Linked DNA regions of Homo sapiens: region 1 is linked to region 2. Evidence: read pairs that join two places in POLR2A ChIA-PET (ENCODE). Cell type or tissue: MCF 10A. All regions are shown on one strand. Each heading gives the region's core, and the rest is flanking DNA. Links, peaks and the distances in the headings are about the cores only. Region 1 overlaps HEATR5B (HEAT repeat containing 5B). Region 2 overlaps STRN (striatin).

Region 1 (11,172 bases), core at 1,683-9,682, 66 kb before region 2:
GTTAAATTACTTGGTATCATTTTAATTATTCTGAGACTTGCTTTTAAACTTTGTTCATACAGATCCAGGACAACTTTTACTCTAGGGCTAAAAGGAAAAACATTTCCCTTTTCCATATCTTATTATAAAGGTCGTTTCCTTCTTATTTTGTAGATTTAAGTTTCCTGACAAGAGTTTTTCTAGAGATTGGCAGACTCCAGCCTACAGTCCAAATCCAACCTACAGCCTTTTTTGTAAATAAAGTTTTATTGGAGCACAGCACACTCATTTCTCTACGTATTGTCTGTGGCTGCTTTTGCACCTTAACAGTGGAGTTGAGTAGTTGCAATGGAGATAATATAGCCTGAGCCCAGGCATGGTGGCTCACGCCTGTTATCCCAGCACTTTGGGAGGCCGAGGTGGGCGAATCACAAGGTCAGGAGTTTGAGACCAGCCTGGTCAACATGGTGAAACCCCATCTCTATTAAAAATACAACAATTAGCTGGGCGTGGTGGTGGGTGCCTGTAATCCCAGCTCCTTGGGAGGCTGAGGCAGGAGAATCGCTTGAACCCTTTGGGGGCAGAGTTTGTAGTGAGCCAAGATCACACCACTGCACTCCAGCCTGGGCAACAGAGCAATACTCCATCTCAAAAAAAAAAATGATAAAAAGAGATAATATAGCCTATAAAGTGTGAACCAAAAAGTGACTGAAGCAGATATCAATTGATAGAGGTTTATTAGCCAAGGTTAAGGATTCACCTGGGAAAAAACACAGGTAACAGGAGCATCTGTGACCTGTGTTTTTTCCAAAGGGGGTTTTGGGAACTTCCTTATTTAAAGAAGAAAGAACAGCAGGAAGGAAAAAAAAAGGGAACGAAGGGTAAGCAGTGATCAGATGGTTATTATATTCCTATGAGGCTCTGATTAGCCTCAGTAAATTTTTTTTTTTTTTTTTTTGAAACAGGGTCTCACTTTGTCACCCAGGCTGGAGTGCAGTTGCGTGATCTCGGCTCACTGCAGCCTTGACCTCCCAGGTTCAAAGGATCCTCCTACCTCAGCCCCCTGAGTAGCTGGGACTACAGGTCCACGCCACCATGCCCAGCTAATTTTTGTATGTTTTGTAGAGATGGGGTTCACCATGTTTCCCAGACTGGTCTCAAACTCTTGAGCTCAAGCTATCCACCCACCTCAGCCTCCCAGAGTGCTAGGTTTACAGGCTGAGCCACTTCGCCCTGCCTAGCCTCAGTGAATCTACATTTTACATGTGAAAAGGGGGAATACAGGAAAAAGTCAGTTACGCATTGGCCACAGCATAGAGAGAGGGATGATTTCTCATCTTGTCATTGTCCTATACCTGTGAAAATAAGCTGGTAATTGACATTGTCAGGGTGAGATTCAACAGAACTTGGTTTTAGGGCTGGTTCTTAGTGGGGGATATGTATTCCGAAGATTCCTTGTGAGCAATTTGTGAGAGGAGGCCATTTAGGAAGATTTTTGGCCTTCTATCATTGTGGGAACCTGGCTTAAAATGAGGCAATGACACACAGTTGTGAAATTACAGCTACCTGGGAACAAAAGGCAGTATTGCAAGACTCAGTTCCCAAGCTTAACTTTCTCTTTGGCATAGTGAGTTTTGGGGTCCCAAGAGTCTGTTTTCTTTCATGAAGCCAAAAATATTAACTATCTGGTTCTTTACCAAAAAAGTCTGCCAAGCCTTTGTTCTTAAAGGATCAGAAACTCATTTTGGGAAAGTTACGTTAAAAGTATTTTGCATAACATATCATTGTAAGTCCTATAACATCATCAGCATTACTGTATTGTATATCACTATTCTTGAAAGATTGATATGGAAGTTGTCTTGAAAGAATATAATATCTTTGCTATTTTCAAAGTTGTGAAATATGTGGATTGTGTTTTTTATCAAAAATTTATTTCATTTCATATTTTTATGTTATTACACTTATTTTTGGAAAAGTTTTCATTTTTGCATTCTATTTTTATTTTTAGATGACCTCTTGGTACTTCATCTCTCTGACCTCATTCGCATGGCATTCATGGCTGCAACTGATCATAGCAACCAGCTGCGAATGGCTGGGCTCCAGGCGCTTGAAGACATTATCAAGAAGTTTGCGTCTGTGCCTGAGCCAGAATTTCCAGGTCATGTGATACTGGAGCAGTATCAGGCTAATGTGAGATTTTCTATTTATTTAAGAACTTAAAATTGATCTTTTGAAAGATTGCTGAAGAAGTGCAGACTTCCTGGAGGACTGCATTTGGAACTGCAATCTGTTTATTTCTGTAGAATGCATCTCTTTATCTCCATTGTCTGTTACCTAGTTTTAGTCACCCCACAAATGAAGAAATAAGTGTCAAGCTGTTGTCACTATTTTTAAGTTGTGATAACATATTAGTGATAAAACTAGAATAGAAATTCCAGCTCAGCTTTCCAGTCTTGTGTTTAGATATTTAGCTCTGCCCTTTAAGAGATAAAAGGAACCTTCAAAAGAGTGTTGTGGATTTGCTGCCGTTATTTTTATATGGCAAACCTTCATAAGCATTTTTAGAAATAGATAGCAGTTGCCCCTTGTATAATGAAGGATAAATTAACTCTTAATAACAACAGTTAAAGGTATTACTGAGGCCGGGCATGGTGGTTCACGCCTGTAATCCCAGCACTTTGGGAGGCCGAGGTGGGTGGATCATTTGAGGTCAGGCGTTCAAGACCAGCCAGGCCAACATGGTGAAACCCTGTCTCTACTAAAAATACAAAAATTAGCCTGGCAGTAGTGGTGCATGCCTATAATCCCAGCTACTTCGGAGGCTGAGGGAGGAGAATCGCTTGAGCCTACGAGGCAGAGGTTGCAATGAGCCGAGATCGCACCACTGCACTCCAGCCTGGGTGATAGAGTAAGACCGTGTCTCAAAAAATAAAAGTAAAAAATAAAATGCTTTATTTATTTTTCTAGGTGGGAGCTGCTCTAAGACCAGCCTTTTCACAAGATACACCATCAGATATAATAGCGAAAGCTTGCCAGGTAAGAAGAAAAATGGGACTTTGTATAGTTGTCTTCTATACATTCATAGATATCTTAGAATTTAACTTGTGTAAAGGAATAGAGAAAAATTTGGGAGACCAACATGGGAGGATCGCTTGAATTCAGGAGTTTGAGATCAGCCTGGCCAACATGGGGAAACCCCGTCTCTACAAAAAATACAAAAATTAGTTGGGCATGGTAACATACACCTGTAGTCCAGGCTACTCTGGAGGCTGAGGTTGGTGGATATCTTGAGCCTAGGAGGTCAAGGCTACAATGACCCAAGATTTCGCCACTGTACTCCAGCCTGGGCAACGGAGCGAGACCCTGTCTCAAAAAAAAAAAAAAGAGAGAGAGGAAAAACAAAATAATATTTTTATCTTGGAAATACAACAATGGCAGTTTTCCTTTTTATTCTTTGTGAAATGATGAAATAATAATTAGGTAATAAACATTGTGGTCAAAACATTGTTTTTGACCACACATTATGAAAATTTTGCTACTTTGTGGGTATTAAATCATACTAAGGAGAATTTCACAATATAGACATTTCATTGCAAAATTAATCCCAGGGAATTATTCTCACCTTGTTATATCTGCAGAGACTCACAAAACCACCAAAAAACGTACATTTTCTTTTTTTTTTTTGGAGACTGAGTCTCACTCTGTCACCCAGGCTGGAGCACAGTGGCATGCGATCTCTGCTCACTGTAACCTCCGCCTCCCGGGTTCAAGCAATTCTTCTGCCTCGGCCTCCTGAGTAGCTGGGATTAGGTGCCCGCCACCACGCCCAGCTAATTTGTGTGTTTTTAATAGAGACAGTGTTTCACCATGTTGGTCAGGCTGGTCTCAAACCCCTGATCTCGTGATTCACCTGCCTTGGCCTCCCAAAGTGCTGGTATTACAGGGATGTGCCACCACACCCTGCCCCAAAAAATGCATATTTTCTTATTCCTTTAATCAGTTTCTCTTTTTCATATGCTTCATTTTGAAAAAGGATTCATGTATTAAGCTCTAATCTTTTAGGTAATCAGTTTATTTGTCTCCTTACCTAAAGAGAGAAGATAAGCAACTCTCTTCTTCCTAGTTTTCTGGAGTACGGTGCTGTGGTCCATCATTTTTGCTTAGAATCCATGGCCAAGCTTCATGTGACCTCTATGCAGAGAAGATTCTGCAATAATAGGTTTAAAATTCTGACTTTATCCTCTCTGTAGCTGAATGCAAGTTTGCCCCTTCCTTCCATTTTTGAAATTGATATCTCTGAAGCCTGCTGCCTTAATGGCAGTCTTCAGAGAAATTAACTCTTTCCACGGACAGGAGACCAGAGAGAAAAGAAACGTTGTTGGTAAGAGATAGGTCTCTGGATCGTGATGCAAACCTTCGACTAGGTAATTTGGTTTGGGATACTGCCACACAAATATCAAAAAATTACTGTCCATATGTAAATAAGTGTATCATGATGACGTTTCAGAGCACAGCATTTAAGCAGACAAAATCTCCTACAATGCTCCTGATCATTAGAAAAGCAAAGGCTATTAGAATTGTATCTTGTATATGAATACTGAATTTGCCTTAAACTTATTTCTTTTGTGGCCCTAGTTGCATTTTTTTTTATAAGAAGTTTTTTTTTTTCTAGTGGCAGGCTTAAATTTGTGACCTCCTTTCCTTCTGTTGCTGGGAGGAAACCTGGTTTCCTGACAGGTAAAGCAGTAGGTTACAAGTTCCTTTCCTTTAAGGAAAGTAAGGAGTTGGCTTAATGATATCCCAGCCTGTTTGTTAGAACAAATGCCATGTTAAGAAACTTTAAAATCAGGGTAACTCTTAGATATTATAGGAAGGACCCTCAGATGTCACACAACTGGGTACAGTAATCAGTGGATCAATAAAAAATCATTTAAAGTAGGGTCAGATCATGAACATAATGCGTACTTAAATATTTTATTTCAGCATAAAATTTTAAAATGTACATTCATTCACCAATCTTTTGATGTAGGGCAAAGTCTTTTCTCTGAATATTATTTTACTAATTCAATGCTACTTTGTCATTCTTCATAAACAAAATCCATAATGCATTATCTGTGATTCTAGTTTCAGATTCTTTTTTTTTTTTTTTTTTTTTTTGAGACGGAATTTTGCTCTTGTTGCCCAGGCTGGAGTACAGTGGCATGAATCTTGGCTCACTGCACCCTCCACCTCCCAGGTTCAAGCGATTCTCCTGCCTCAGCCTCCTGAGTAGCTGGGATTACAGGTGTACGTCACCATGCCCAGCTAATTTTTTGTATTTTTAGTAGAGACGGGGTTGCATCATGTTGGCCAGGCTGGTCTCGAGCTCATGGCCTCAGGTGATCCAGCCACCTGGGCCTCCCAAAGTGCTGGGATTACAGGTGTGAGCCACCGCACCTGTCATTTTTTTTTTGAGACACAGTCTCCCTCTGTTGCCCAGGCTGTAGTGCAGTGGCATGATCTCAGCTCACTGCACCCTCCGCCTCCCGAGTTCAAGCAATCAAGCAATTCTCCTGCCTCAGCCTTCCAAGTATCTGGGATTACAGGTGTGTGCCACCACGCCCAGCTAATTTTTGTATTTTTGGTAGAGACGGGGTTTCACCGTGTTGGCCAAGATGGTCTTGAATGCCTGACCTCAGGTGAGCCACCGTGCCCGGCCTAGTTTCTGATTCTTTAATGTGAAGAAAATACTTAGGTTTTTACAAAGAAAGCTTAGTGCCAAATTCCTAATCTTTATAATTTTCCCCAATTTTTTAGTTATATTTCTACCAAATTTCACAGAAATATTTATCAAATCTTTCCCATATGTTCTTTAGTTTCCTTTGGGAGTAACAGCTCTTTCTTTTCATGTTCATATTTAATTTCTTTTCACTTTAAATTTAATTATTTTTCAGCAGTTTTGACTGGCATTTTAAGTTTTGCCATCAGTATCTCCTTAATTGGTAACAATCAGTTAAAAATGTCCTTATTAATTTTATTAAAATTAGTTTTGAATTCTTTGAGAATAAAATTTGACATAAATACTTATTCTCCACTTTTAAAACGTTTTCAATATAGGAACTCAAGTCCATTAGCCATGATTTGAAATCCAAATGCTGTGAAAATCAAAAGCTTTTTTAATCATTTATTTGGCAGCAAAACCTGAGCTGACTTGTACTAATTTGGCTCTGATGTGAAGCTAAGTGAGAATGTAGCATTAGTTAATCTTTCTTATTGTGATTTGTAATACATTTTGTTGCAGATACATCTGTGTGTTAATTATGGGGTGCTGCCACACATCTTGCTAGGTGTATACTTTAATGAGGTTCAGGTACCTTATTACCTTTTACCCAAAAGTTGTGAACTCTGAAAAAAATCTTGGTCCAAGGATTTCAGATGAGAAAGTAAGGACATGTGGCCGGGCGCGGTGGCTCGTGCCTGTAATGCCAGCACTTTGGGAGGCTGAGGCAGGCAGATCACGAGGTCAGGAGATCAAAACCATCCTGGCTAACGTGGTGAAACCCCGTCTCTACTAAAAATACAAAAATTAGCCGGGCCTGGTGTTAGGCGCCTGTAGTCCCAGCTACTTGTGAGGCTGAGGCAAGAGAATGGCATGAACCTGGGAGGCGGAGGTTGCAGTGAGCCAAAATCACGCCACTGCGCTCCAACCTGGGTGACAGAGTGAGACTCTGTCTCAAAAAAAAAAAAAAAAAGAAAGTAAGGACATGTAATTATTGTTGTTAAAGGTGACACTCTGAGACCACCCCTTCCTTCTTGAAACTCTTCCCTTGGCTCCATTGTCACTGCACTTGCCTGGTTTTTCTTTTGTTTTTCTGGTATTTTCTTTTCAATTTCTTTCTTTATTCTTATTCTACTTGTCCCTTAATTGTAACTATGTTCCATCTGGTCTGGCTTTAAGGCTTTATTTTTTTTGTTTAAAGCTGTCCTTGAAAAAAATTTAACAATACTTTAGTTATCACCTTTGTGTGGGAATTCCTAGGGTTATGTAATTACCCTTGAACTTGCTCCTGAAATCCAGACCCAAGTTTTTAATTGCCTGCTGAATATCTTTCCACAAGTCTCTTAGTGGCACTTTGAATGCAGCATGTAAAAATGTTCAAAATTAAAATCACGCTGTCTCACTTCTCATCTCCACTTACTTAGTTTCCTTTGTTTCCCCTATCATCCCCGTAAAGCAGTAGTATCACCTTCCTTCCATTCAAGTCAGAAGCTTCAACAATCAGCATTTAGAAATTTTTGATTCCTTGCTCTTTTTGTATCTCCCTTCACCCGCCCCCTAAAATAGCTAATTAGTTTCCATATCCTGGGATTTCTAACTACAAGTCTGTCTCAGATGCTTCTCCTTTTTTATTCCATTCCCAGTTTGATCCGTATCATCTCTGTTCTATGGTATTATAAAAGACACTTAACATATTACTTACTGTCTATATACATTTTTTCTTATACAGAAGTACTGGAACAGTTTTCCTAAAGCACAATTCTAATAATATGATCCCCCTGTCCAGAGGCCATGGAAACTCACAATTGCTTACAGAATGAAGTCTAAATTCATTTTCCATGGAATGTAAATTTTACCTTAATCTAATCCCAATTAACTTTCCTAATCACATCTCTTCCTCATGTAACTCTCCTATGTCTATACATACAAACCTCTTTGACACCTAAACATTCCCATTCCTCCTGCTAGAATTAATCTTTCCCTTGTCTGTTTTTAAGTGTCCCATATTACAGTCATAAAACATTCCCATGTGTTCATTCAATCTGTGTTTTCTTACTTGAGGGTAGGGACTAGATTTTTTTTTCCTATTCCTTTTTTTTTCTTTCTTTCTTTTGAGACAAAGTCTCGCCCTGTCGTGGCTGGAGTGCAGTGGTGCGATCTCGGCTCACTGCAACCTCTGGCTCCCTAGCGATTCTCCTGCCTCAGCCTCCCGAGCAGCTGGGATTACAGACACACGCCACCATGCCCACGCCCAGCTAATTTTTGTATTTTTAGTAGAGATGGGGTTTCACCATGTTGGTCAGGATGGTCTCAATCTCCTGACCTCGTGATCCGCCTGCCTTGGCCTCCCAAAGTGCTAGGATTACAGGTGTAAGCCACTGCGCCCAGCCTCTTTTTTTTTTTTTTTAAAGTCCCCTTTATAGCAGCAAGCATAACCCTTTTCCTGTGGTAAGCAGAAATTTTGTTGAAGAATTATTCAAGACTGAACTGCTTTGGGTGGAAAATTATTTCTGTTAACATTTTTGTTAAAGTACACGGTGGAAACATGTTAAGTAAATACTATTTTGTTTTCTACGTAGGAGTACAATAAAATCTATGCTTACCATTGATATAAAAAATAATACTGGCTGGGCACGGTGGCTCACACCTGTAATACCAGCACTTTGGGAGGCTGAGGCAGGCAGATCACGAGGTCAGGAGATCGAGACCATCCTGGCTAACACAGTGAAACCCCGTCTCTACTAAAAATACAAAAAAATTAGCCAAGTGTGGTGGCACGCGCCTGTAGTCCCAGCTACTTGGGAGGCTGAGGCAGGAGAATTTTTTGAACCCAGGAGGTGGAGCTTGCAGTGAGCCGAGATCACGCCACTCCGCTGCAGCCTGGGTGACAGAGCAAAACTCTGTCTCAAAATAATAATAATAATATCAAAGCATAGCATTGGGTAGTTTATTTTGTTTTGTTCTTTGGTTTTGTGTTTTATCTTCTAGGAAAAAAGTCATTTATTCCATTTTCTTATACAGCATTAATTTTTTTTACACAAAAGTTTTTGAATTCTCTTTGTCTAGGTATGTAGTACATGGATAGGAAGTGGAGTTGTCAGTGATCTCAATGATCTCCGTCGAGTACACAATCTTCTTGTTTCTTCTCTGGACAAAGTTCAGGCTGGAAAAGGATCTTCCAGCCAGCTGTACCGAGAGAGTGCCACGACCATGGAAAAACTGGCTGTTCTCAAAGCTTGGGCAGAGGTAACGACTAAACCACAATCTATTGTTTTTGACCCATTTCTTCATCCATGAGAAAATGTTCCTCTACTCTTGTTGGTAAAAAAATTTTTGTTTTTTAAAAACTAACCCTTGATATGGAATACTTTTTGAAAATTTGTTAATCAGTGTACTGAAAACCTCTATATTGAGGAAGGGCTCTCCTACATAATATGAGGAAATTAGGTAGGAAAAACTCAAAAATATAACAGAAAATATTTTATGCCAAAAATCTTTTATTTGATTAAATTTCAGGTGACTTGCCACCTTGATATTGAGGCCATAGGGGTTTTGTTTCTTTTTTTTAAAGGTAGGGTCTTGCTTTGTTGCCCAGCCTGGACTTGAACTTCTGGGCCCAAACAGTCCTCCTGCCGCAGCCATCCGCGTAGCTGGGACTGCAGGCACGCACCACAGTGCCCAGCTTGTTTTGTTTTTTAATAGCTAGTTTTACCTTTTTCATTCTCACAGTCACTTTAAAAAATATATAATTACATTGTTTTAAATTCATTTTTCTAAATTCCTTCTGCCAGTTACTATTGAATTCTTATCATCTGCCCTCCAGTATTGAAGTAACTAATTCCTTCCTCTACCAGCTCAGTATCTCACTTCCCTATTTTCGTGGTATTCAGCAACAGGTAACTGAAACCATAGAAAGTGAAACCACGTTTAAGGGAAGACTATTGGAGTTATAATTATTTTAAGCTTTTCCGCTAATCTAAGACTAAACTTTTCTCATTCCCTTACTTCCCACCCTCTGATTCATTCAACAAAGTGTTGTTTAGCTTCAGCTCTGTCAGGTTAGCAGTTGAGAATACGGGGGTGAGATATATTACGTTTGCTGAGCAAGACAAACTGGTAAACAAGTAGATGTACCAAAGGGTAAGGAGCATTATCACAGGAGAAATACAAAGTTACAAAGTGTTTTGGAACACATAGCAGAGGCAGTTACAATAGGCTGGAGGCTCAGAAGTAGCCTTTTTGGAGAAAGTGATGTTTACATTGAAACATGGAGGATAGGAGGAGGTATCAGTTAGGCATGAGAGTGAGGAGGAGACTGTGTGAAGCTCAGTGCTGTCTACTCTTCTTCTTTGTGTCTTCAGCACCTTCCTCTGTACATCCTCTAAAACTGCGCCCTAGGCCAGGCGTGGTGGCTCACACCTGTAATCCCAGCACTTTGGGAGGCCGAGGCAGGCGGATCACCTGAGGTCAGGAGTTCGAGACCAGCCTGGCCAATATGGTGAAACACTGTCTCTGCTAAAAATACAAAATTACCCTGGCATGGTGGTGCATGCCTGTAATCCCAGCTACTTGGGAGGCTGAGGCAGGAGAATCACTTGAACCCGGGAGGCAGAGATTGCAGTGAGCCAAGATCACGCCATTGCACTGCAGCCTGGGCAACAAGAGCGAGACTCTTGTCTCAAAAAAAAAAAATTTAATTAATTAAAAAACTGCACACATTATTTTCAGGAATATTTAAGGATATGCACAAAGGTTCTGCTACAAGGGTATTTGTTATGGTGTTATTATTCACAAAAAAGTGGAAATAACCTAAATGTATTTCTTGATCTTGAAAGATGATGATATTAAGTGACTAGAAAATTGGGGTAGAAATTATACACACACGCACGCACACATTAGGTAAAAAACTGAGCGTGTTTATATAACTGTTTAGACTGGTAACAGCATTGTATCTGAGTAGTAGCATTATGTGTAGTTTTAATTTTCTTCATTTTGCTTATGCTTCTGATTGTCCTTTTTTGTGTAATATCTATAAGAAAAATAAGCCTAAAAATTTATTTTAAAATAGGTCTGAAAGATATATTCTCATATATTGCAGGTAGCAATATAAAATATAGAACCTTTTTAGAAAGCATTTGGCAGTGTCTATTCAGAGTCATAAAAATATTTGTAAACACTGACCCAGTGATTCCATTTCTGGGCCTGTAGTCTAGTGAAAAATATCCAAAATATGGAAAAGAGGTAAGTTTACAAAAATGTTTACTTGCAACACTATTTATAATGTGAAGAAATGAATATCTTTTGTCTTCGAAAGCTGTATTTCATCTTTCTAGGATTCCCAATGCTAAGTAAAGAATTAGAAGTAAATATAAAATTTCAACTGTAGGAAAACTGGTAGATACATTGTGGGTCATCCACTGTAAGTCATTAAAATA
Region 2 (11,172 bases), core at 1,370-9,369:
CACCTGCTATCTCCTTGATGTCAGCTATACTTTTGATTTGCTAATGTGTGTAGCATCCAGGTTTCAATTCTGGGCCATTAGAAATAAAATTGTCCTTGGATCTTTGGCGTTTCTTGCCTCGGTGGCCAATCTGACAAAACAATCTGTTGACCATCATAATTGGACAGTTGAAAGTATGGGCCTCAGAGTCAGACATCTCTATCACTTTCATTTTACAATTTTTCTAGGCCTCATTTTTGTAAATGTGGGTGATAATATCCCTACTAAGCAGGATCGCTGTAAGGTTTAAAAAAGATAAATATGCAAAATATGTGATATATGATGGGTGTCCAGTAAGTGGTTTGCTTTTTTGTTGGTTGAGATTTCTATGGACAGAAGGCATTAGATTTATTATTTATATAAGTCCTATTGTAGAAGCCAAGAACCAGTTTCAGTGATCCGTTTATCATAGTAGCTACTTACATTCTCTTTGTCCTGTAAGTACAGGTTGAGCATCCCTAATCCAAAAACCCCAAATTCAAAATGCTTCAAAATCTAAATCTTTTTGAGTGCTGACATGATGTCACAAGTGGAAAAATCCATACCTGACCTCGTGTGGCAGGTTGCAGTGAAAAAGCAGGTGCTTTTTCAACAGAGTTTATTTAGTATCCCATAGGGAAAAGTAAAATTACGTTTAAACTGTGTGTATAGGGTATATATGAAACATAAATGAATTTTGTGTTTAGACTTGGGTCTCATCCCCAAGATATCTCATTAGGTATATGCAAATATTCCAAAATCTGAAATCTAAAACACTTCTGGTCCCGAGCATTTCATATAAGCGGTACTCAATCTGTAGTGGTTTGAGGACAGTGAGTTGTGTGTTGGAGGTAGGGGACAGGCTAGAGATGGCAGAAGTAAGTGGTGATAGCTTGTAGATATTAAGGACTGGACGTAGTAATCGAGGCAGATTTGGAGTTCAGAAAGGACGCTTGAGGCAAGAGAGAAATTGAGGAAGGGGTTAGAAGGGGAGAAGAGACAGAAGAAGGGAGGAGAGGGGTGGAAAGAGCAGAGGCAGAGGAGAAACTGCACACATTAACCTGTTCTTAACTCTACAAAGATGTCTTATCTGTATTTTTCATTTCGGCACTTATAATTCTAGAATTCTAGGGCTGACAGGGATACACACGCATGCATATGCACATATGCACACATGTGCACTGCCCTCCTCCCTCTCGATTTTCTTTCTTCATTAGACTAAGAATATTTTACCTCAGAGGGACCTTAGAATTTAAGTAATCTCATCCCCCGTTTCATCAATTAGGGCTAGAGAAAGGAAGTGACTTTTCTCAGGTCACTGTGTGAATTGGTTTAGTCTAGTTTAGAACCCATGAGTCCTAGTACCCAGGCCAGGGCATTGCTCTCTATACCATATCCTCTCCTTTTTTTGGTCCCTCACTCTGTGTAGCTGCTTCTGACCTGAAGGAGCCAAGTGAATTTTAATATTTAGATGATTAAGTATGGTTTGAATAGCTGTCATAATTTAAATTCTTATCACTGATTATTTGAAGTTTTTCTTCGAGTAGAATAATTTAGTGAAACGGTATAGTAAGAGGTTCAGGAAAGTCTTTAACAATTTGTGTTTCTCAGAAGTGTTTAACAGTGTAGTTCTTGGACTGGGCATGGTGGCTTATGCCTTTAATCCTAGCACTTTGGGAGGCTGAGGCTGGCGGACTGCCTGAAGTCAGGAGTTTGAGACCAGCCCAGCTAACATGGTGAAACCCCGTTTCTACTAAAAATACAAAAAATTAGCTGGGCGTTGTGGCACATGCCTGCAATCCCAGTTATTTGGGAGGCTGAGGCAGGGAGAATCGCTTGAACCCAGGAGGCAGAGGTTGCAGTGAGCCGAGATCACGCCATTTCACTCCACTCCAGCTTGGGCAACAAGAGTGAAACTCCATCTAAAAAAAAAAAAAAGTGGTTCTCTCATTTCCTTAAATACTTTTATTTTTTTGTGGGGAATACTGAAATAAAATCCTTATTTCATCTTAAAAAAATCTGCAAATTTGGAGCTCTTTTTTTTTTTTTTTTTCCCCTGTTTGAGACAGGGCTTTACTCTGTCGCCCAGGCTGGAGTACAATGGTGTAATCTCAACTCACTGCAACCTCTGCCTACTGGGTTCAAACAATTCTCCTGCCTCAGCCTCCCAAGTAGTTGGGATTACAGGCACCCATCACCACACCTAATTAATTTTTTGTATTTTTAGTAGAGACAGGGTTTTGCCATATTGGCCAGGCTGGTCTTGAACTCCTGGCCTCAAGTGATCCATCTGCCTCAGCCTCCCACAGTGCTGGGATTATAGGTGTGAGCCACCACGCCTGGCCAAATTTGGAGCTTTTTTAGCTTGCTCTGAGGGTAGCTTAACTAAGTTCTGTATATATATTTTAATATAGTTTGTTTATTGATCACATATCAAATATTGTGATCTTTGATATAGCAAAGATCAAGCACTTTGATTTGATTTTTAGGTTATTTTTAATTTTTATGTTATTTGGTTAACCTAAAAATTTGATTTTTAGTTTATTTTTAATTTTTATTTTAAAGAGACTGTGTCTCTCTTCTATTCTGCCCAGGCTGGAGTGCAGTGACTATTCATAGGCATGATCATAGTTCACTGCAGCCTCACACTCCTGGGCTCAGTTGATCCTCCTGCATCAGCCTCCAGAGTAGCTGGGATTACAGTCTTGACCCACTACATCTGATTATTAGTCTATTTTTAGGCTGTTTTACATATGCTATGTTAGAACAGAATAATATGTTAACTGTGTATTTGCTCTTATGCAGAAAGTTATTTGACAAAATAAGATCACTTTCTTGGTAGACTTAATGCTGTTTTTTCTTAAAGTACCTTGGCCTGGCACGGTGGCTCACGCCTGTAATCCCAGCACTTTGGGAGGCCGAGGTGGTTGGATCATGAGGTCAGGAGATCGAGACCATCCTGGCTAACATGGTGAAACCCTGTCTCTACTAAAAGTACAAAAAATTAGCCTGGTGTGGTGGCGGGTGCCTGTAGTCCCAGCTACTTGGGAGGCTGAGGCAGGAGAATGGTGTGAACCTGGGAGGCGGAGCTTGCAGTGAGCTGAGATTGTGCCACTGCACTCCAGCCTGGGTGACAGAGCAAGACTGCATTTCCAAAAAAAAAAAAAAAAAGGACCTTATCTGTATAAGATAATGGAATATTAGAATATTAGAAAACATTGATATGGAAGAAGGAAAATTTGTTACAGAATTGACTGGAAGCAGTATGGCAGAAGACAAAAGTAGTAGGTATTTTGTTTTGTAGATGAGATGGAGAGAAAAATAAGGGAATAGGAACCCTGGAATTAAGGTGAGCTGGGGAAGTATTGAATAAGGTTGGGTGAAATAGGTATTTTGGGTGTGGCAAATATGCATCACTCACCAGAAAGATTCAAGGAAAGGGCCGGGGGAATGTTTCATTACTGAACACACAGGTTTCATTAGCATTCATTTGAATGTGAGAGAAATCAGATCCAATACTGGTATATCTAGTTATGAGAAATAAACACCATGTCAAATTCCACAACGGTGATGCCAGTTTCACCTGATGGAAAATTACAGCCCATTCTGGGATTTGTTCCTTTTTTGTTTATACTTCCTAAATGAGAAGGTTAACCATTGAGCAAAAGAGCTTAAATTATAGGCACAACCAAAACCTGCTCCCTGAGGAATGTGGATTGGTGTAAAGCTGAAAGGAGGGAACAGGGAGGAGCCTGTGATCTGGGTCAGCGCACTTGCTGAACTTGAAAAGTAGAGTCAGCCAGGGGAGAAGGTATCCATGGCCCTAGTAATTCAACCCAGTACTTTATCTTTTGTTTCTTCTTTCTGTTCTTTATCTGCCAACATTAATAATAGTTTCATTTATTGAGCATTTTCTGTGTGCCAGGTACAATGCTAAGTGCTTTATATCTACAATCTATTTTAATCCTTGTAAAACTGTATGTGGTAGATATTAATCATTCCCAAATGCATAGGTGAGAAATTTGGGAAGAAAGGTTAAATAATTTGCTGTAGAAAAAGGCTGAGTGATGGGTCTGGGCATGGTAAGTAGAAGCAAATATTTTGGCTTTTTTTTTTTTTTTTTTCTCTCGTGCTTCAGGGTCACTGTGCAGGGCTGAAATGTTTTCTTCTCCCTTGTTTGCCTGGTGAATTTCTAATCATCTTTCAAGATTCCATTAATTCTGGGAAACCTGTCTGACTTCCAGGCACAAGGAAGCTTCGTGCTTCCCTAACAGCTTGTATTACAAAGCAGAAGCATTGTTATCCAGCACCATCCAGACTGGTGGTTGATCAGTTAATCCGAAAAGATGTTAAAATGGTATCTTAAAAAATTTGTTTCAGGTTAATAGTATATAGATGTATATAGTCCTTTCCCAATGTAAGACAGGCCTACCCACCCTTCACATTTTTGTTTCTTAGAATGCTAATTCGAGTTTTGTATTGTCATTCTTGAATAAGCCACAATTGTGTGTGTGTGTGCGTGCGTGTGTATTTTCGGGACGAAATTGTTCCACCTCACATCATCAGGCGTTAGATTCTTGGGAGTGCCGCACAACCTAGATCCTTCGCATGGGCTGTTCACAGTAGGATCCGTGCTCCTATGAGAATCAGCGTTGCCTCTGATCTGACAGGAAGCGGAGCTCAGCGGGTAATGCTGGCTTGCCTGCTGCTCACCTCCTGCTATGCCACCCAGTTCCTAACAGGCCATGGACCCATATCGGTCAGTGGCCCAGGGGTTGAGAACCCGTCCTATCTCATACTTGGTATATATTTGTTTCCTCAGTAGACTCTGAGTCACCTAAGGGCATTTTTATTTCTCTAAGGTCAGTAGAGTGACTGGCACATAGTAGCTGCCTAACAAGTGGTTCTTAAATGAATGAATCATATATTAGGTTACACTGTTACTCAATATGTATTAACATGTGTCTATATATGTATATCTTGTCTGTCAGCTAAATTGTGTCCTTAAGGGCAGGACCTGTGTTTCAGACATCTTTGATATTTACCATGTTTGTCATAAATTTAGTGAATGTACAGTATATTTTGGTTTTAGGCGAGCAGTGTATCTGTCCCTTTTGCTGCTTGCTAGTTCTGCCTTACAACTTCCACTGGAAAGAGCTTTTTAGTGCAGCAAATAGTGTCTGCATTTTATTGTATAAAGCATTGCCTGGGCCATACCAAATCATTTTGACAGAGGTCATTTCAGGGATGCCACAGGCTTCATAATTGCTACTTGATGCTAGTTGTAGCAAATTGCACTTGGGTTTTGGTAGTTGTGAGTATAGTGTTGTCTCCTTCCACCCCGCCTTGTGTGTTAATCACTGACTGCCAGGAAATCTCTTTGACATAACATCCTAAAAAGTTTTTGTTATCAGTAGGGCCCTGTAACATTTTTTTCCTTTTCTAAAGCCTATGCCTTCAAGTTTTTTACAAGTGTCTTATTCCTTCTAAATTGAGAACTAATTGAATATTTTTTCTTGTAGATAAATCTTATTTTAAATATCTAGTTATCATTACTTTGCATTCTCCTTTTCTGATTTTATGTTACATTACCAATATCTTATGATATTTAAACTTTTTTGAACTCTGCTTTTTAAAATAAATAATATAAATGCCTCAATTATCTGGAACTTACACTGAAACACTGTAATCTTGTCTCTGAGCCTGCTTCCCCTCAAAAAATTTAGATTTAGCTTTTCAGATGCTTATAGCTAGCCAAGTAAGTGAGAATAAACACAAAAAGGCTAAAATATGCAAGTTCCGGAGTTGTCAAAGCTTCATGTAAAATGTGTCATTGTGGAATTTAAAAAATTCTACGCTTTTTCATCAAGGTTTTTGGTTGGGGCATTAGACACTTCCTGAAATCTGGCATTCTCCTAGGCACTGGGGATACCATGGAGAAGAGGCAGATATGGTCTTGGCTCACATGGGGCATATAATCAAGCAGTAATTCTTAACCTTGGACAGACTTGAGTCCATTATGCCAATGGTCATCTCCACTTTGCCATGCCATTTTAGTTTTCCCTAAGTAAAAACTACGCCTGTAATCCTAGCACTTTGGGAGGCCAAGGCGGGTGGATCACCTGAGGTCAGGAGTTCGAGACCAGCCTGGCCAACATGGTGAAACCTCATCTCTACTAAAAATACAAACATTAGCTGGGCGTGATGGCGCGTGCCTGTAATCCCAGCTACTCAGGAGGCTGAGGCAGGAGAATCACTTGAACTTGAGAGACGGAGGTTGCGGTGAGCCGAGATCAAGCCACTGCACTCCAGTCTGGGTGATAGAGTGAGACTCAGTCTCAAAAAAAAAAAAAAAAAAAACAAAACCAAACCAACCAACCAGTAACAACAAAAGAAACCCCTTTCTCAGCTCCCTTATCTATTAGTATTGCCATCCTGTCCCTCATTCTCCTTCATTTTACTCTGAATTTCTCTGAACGACCACATTTACTACCTTCAGTTTTTTTTACTAGTCTCATCTCTCTCTCTGTTCCTTTGTTGTCTTTCTCTTTTTCTGCTTTTGGTTACTCATTTCTCAGTCTCTTGTGATCTTGCTTCTGATCTCTATTCAGATAATTGATTACCAAATTATATATTTTTTTCAGCAGTTACTCTGACTGAAGTCCTCTCACTCTACCTAATTCCTTTTCTTTGGATGATTTACAAAATTATCTCTAACTAGTCTTGATACTTTTTTGCAGTTAAAATTGTACATGTCCAGTTTTTGCTAATGTCTTCACCTGGATGACCTACTATAACTTGAAACTCGATCATCCTTTCTAAAATCCTTTTCCCAAACCCAGTTGACCCTTTTCCTCAGATCTAGCCCCCAGTTTACCCTTTCTAGAAACCTAGCCTCAGCTTTCACTCAACCTTTCACTTTCTTATAGTCACTCTTCTAGCCATGCATTAGGTTTGTAAAATACGTAGTTTAAAATCCATTTTTAATCATTTAATTACTAGTACTACTTCTTCCCTGGTTACCTCATCACCTCATATCTGGGTGACTAAAGTAGAAGTCTTCCCTAATATTTCACTTCTGGTTTCTCCCTTGGCCAAAGTAGTTTACATAGTATTGCCTCCCAGGCTTCTAAAAATTGATTTGTTTAACACATTCTTTTTATTTTTTATTTTTGCCTGTTATAGGTTTTAAATCTCTGCACGATTAGACTGTTTATATTTCCTACATATTAGAGCACAGTCATGAATTACTTAACAACAGGGATATGTTCTGAGAAATACCTAACGAGACAATTTCATTGTTGTGTGAACATGTAGAGTGTACTTACACAACCCTAGATGGTATAGCCTGCTACATACCTAGGCTATATGGCATAGCCTATTGCTCCTAGGCTGCAAACCTGTATAGCATGTTACTATATGGAATACTGTAGGCAGATGTAACACAAGACGAATATTTGTGTATCTAAACATATCCAAGCCATAAACGTAGAGAAGGTACAGCCAAATTATGGTATAACCTTATGGTTATAGTTATGGGACCACCATCATGTATATATGGTTAATCATTGACTGAAGTGTCATTGTTCAACACATGCCTGTACTCTTTCTAAACCAAAATAGTGTCATCTTGCTTTGTACATAAATCATACCTGCTTTTTTTGTCATTGCTCAAAAGGTTTATTCTGGAATGTCCTTCGACCACCTTGTAGATTTATATATTCTTTATTCAAATTTAGCTCAAGTCCCATTTCCAACACTAAGATATTTGGATACCCTCAGCTTTCATTGATGTTTCTTTTTTAGTACTTGTTTTGTCATTTGGCAATTAGGGTGTGCTACCTTGTACTGTTTTTTACTTGCTTCTTATAAATCTGTTCAGTCAATTTAACAAATATTTATTGAGCGTCTACTACATGCAAGTAACTGTTCTAGGAATTAGGGATATAGCAGTCAACAGCACAGACAATCTCTCATCTCTTTGGCAACTTCCTCTGTACCTTTAAAGACAAATATCTCCAACACCTATCACGGTATATGTTGTTAATGATGTTAAAATTGTGTCCAAATTAACAGAAGGCCAAATTTAACATTGAAGTCCAAATTTCTTGGCTAATAATGCAAGTAAAAAAAATAGATGATACCTTTTGGCTGATCTGAATACACTGATAACTGGCTGGACGCGGTGGATCATGCCTGTAATCCCAGCACTTTGAGAGGCCGAGGCGGGCGGATCACCTGAGGTCAGGAGTTGGAGACCAGCCTGGCCAACATGGTGAAACCCGTCTCTACTAAAGTACAAAAATTAGCTAGGTGTGGTGGCACATGCCTGTAATCCCAGCTACTCAGGTGGCTGAGGCAGGAGAATCACTTGAACCTGGGAGGCGGAGGTTGCAGTGAGCCCAGATCACATCACTTTACTCCAGCCTGGGCGACAGAGTGAGACTCTGTCACAAAAAAAAAAAAAAAAAAAAAAAAAAAAAAAAAAAAAAGAGTGCACTGATAATTATAGAGGAGAGGATGATCATTCTATAGGATGAGGGGAAATGTTTTGGAAGATGGTTATTTTGTTTTTGATTTAATAATTAATTTAAAAAAAATTAGCCAAAGTAGTACTGCCTTGGAAGATGTTACTTTAACTGCATACCCTTAGTGTCCCATGAAAATGAGACAAATAAGCAGAATGCAAATAAATAAATAGAAATATTTGAAAAAAATACTTACTGTCTTGGGATCAGTACTTACCTCAGTTTTCCACATGTCATCTTTAGTTCCATATCATCACAGAATGTTAAACTTTTTAATTTGTAGTTGAGGGAACTGAGGTTGCTCAGAAAAGTAACTTTAATAAGGTTGCATATATTTGTGAGAGAACCAGGAGTAGGAATTTCCCAACTCCCACTTGGTGCTTTCTCTGTCAAAGAACATCGAATTTTTGTAGAACACAGTTCTACATTGAATTTTGTAAAACACAGTTCAGTGATTTTATATATATATATATATAATATATATGTAAATAATATATATGTTCCCGAGTTATCAAGAAAAATTGAGTTATATTCACTGGCTTTTTTTGTAATAAAGGTAGGAATTTGTAGGTTAAGATTTAATATACTTAGTGGTTAAATGAATTAATTTATCTTGAATATTTTTACATATATCTAGCATTTTATAGTATTTACTTTGTGATGTCTTTTGTTTTCAGACTGTTTGAATAAAAATTTTGACATTTCGATTTAATTTTGTGTATTTTTAGCAGGAAGTGAATATTGTGATAGTTGAAACTCAGGTAGTTATTAGTAAAAGTTTGTTTTACTAAAACTTGTCCTTCCTAGTTAAGGAATTTATTTATATTGACTTTTAAAAAAATGTCTTTCTGGCCAGGTGTGGTGGCTCATGCCTGTAATCCCAGAACTTTGGGAGGCCGAGGCAGGCAGATCATGAATTCAGGAGATGGAGACCATCCTGGCTAACATGGTAAAACCCTGTCTCTACTAAAAATACAAAAAAATTAGCCAGGCCTGGTGGCACGTGCCTGTAGTCCCTGCTACTCAGGAGGCTCAGGAAGGAGAATCACTTGAACCTGGGAGGTGGAGGTTGCAGTGAGCCGAAATCTCACCACTGCACTCCAGCCTAGGTGACAGAGCTAGAATCCGTCTCAAAAAAAAAAAGAAATTTTTGTAAGTTTGGTATAATGTGAAATAAGGAAAGATTTGGAAAATGAATCATTGACTAGAAACTATCAACTTTTTTACAAAAAAGAAACAGTTTTAGTTCTTATTTGGAATTGAGTTAAATTTAGATTTTTAGAAACTGTCTAAATTTTACGTTAGAAGAAATGATTTATTTAAAATAAAAATACATGTATATACAAAAACACAGGATATACAGAGACATATGAAGTAGAAAGTACCCTAGCCTCTCTCCATTCCTTTTTACAAACCTACTGTTTAGAGAGAAATTCTATTAACAATTTAGTGTATACCACATTTTCTGTATACACACACACACGTGGGATTTTTATTGAGCTTGCGCTTACCTTGGTAATAATTGGGATGTTTACATTTCAAGTCTTCTCAAACAAGATTTTTCTTAATTCCTTAAGTAGAGATATCCTATACTTAAATACCTAGGAATAAAGTAAATAATTTGTAGGTTTTATTACTAGTGTGAGTGGGATCTTTTTTCCATTTTATCTCTTAACTGGTTATTTCCAACACATGGGAAAGCTCTGCTGCTGTGTGCAAAGTCATTTGGTCACCTTGCAGAAATACTTTATTATTTCTCTCTTTTATTTTTCTTTCTCATATTTGGATGTTTTAGGTAGAAAAAAATCAACTGGAAATATTTCTGGTATTTATACCTCTCTTTTTCTAGTATTTTCCAGTATTTATACTGGAAAAAATCAACTGGAAATATTTAGGTAGAAAAAAATCAACTGGAAATATTTCCGGTATTTATACCTCTCTTTTTCTAGTATTTTCCAGTATTTATACCTCTCTTTTTCTAGTATTTTCCAGTATTTATACCTGTCTTTTTCTAGTATTGGCTATTAACTCTAGAGCTTTGTATCATGATGGTCATGCTACAGGGTTTTTCCTTAAAAAAAAAGTTTATTTTAAAGTTACATGAAAACTGTATAACTGTTAAGTGTAGTATTTATCATTGCTTTCTAAGAATTACTATGTGGCATGTTAAAAATGTTTCTAGTTTTCTAAGAGATGTTAAAACTAGTAGATGTTGAATTTCGTGAATTGATTTTTTGCGTCTAAGATAATATGTTGTTTTTTCTCATTTAACTAACTAATGAAATCAAGTTGGTCCTGTAGTATTTCTCTTTTGATACACTGCTGTATTTGTTTTGTTAATATTTTATTTAGGATTTTTACTTCTGCATTCTTTTTTTTTTCTGAGACAGTCTTGCACTGTCGCCCGGGCTGGAGTGCAGTGTTGCGATCTTGGCTCACTGCAACTCTGCCTCTTGGTTCAAGCGATTCTCTTGCCTCAGCCTCCTGAGTAGCTGGGATTACAGATGCATGCCACCACACCCAGCTAATTTTTTGTATTTTTAGTTGAGACGGAGTTTCACTACGTTAGCCAGGCTGGTCTCAAACTCCTGACCTCATGATCCGCCTGCCGCGGCCTCCCAAAGTG

What was found. ChIA-PET counts read pairs that join two places held together with the same protein. Peaks named below come from ENCODE experiments on the same cell type or tissue, not always from the same donor. Only the 100,000 strongest peaks of a DNase experiment are listed, where the experiment ranks them.
Region 1: POLR2A ChIA-PET joins it to region 2 with 5 read pairs; 13 of 35 experiments call an interaction of 5 or more read pairs at or near these places.

The regions. Positions count from the first base shown.
Region 1 is chr2:37,011,652-37,022,823 of GRCh38, reverse strand. HEATR5B (HEAT repeat containing 5B) reads left to right here. Exons shown (of 36, transcript NM_019024.3): 25 at 1,988-2,169; 26 at 2,947-3,015; 27 at 8,804-8,983. Among named protein-coding and RNA genes, the nearest start is that of STRN, 51 kb to the right of the region's middle. In MCF 10A, for the core only: no CTCF peak of the experiment used is centred there; no DNase peak of the experiment used is centred there.
Region 2 is chr2:36,945,420-36,956,591 of GRCh38, reverse strand. All of the region lies in intron 1 of STRN (striatin), which reads left to right. Among named protein-coding and RNA genes, the nearest start is that of STRN, 16 kb to the left of the region's middle. In MCF 10A, for the core only: no CTCF peak of the experiment used is centred there; a DNase peak (open chromatin) is centred at 4,891.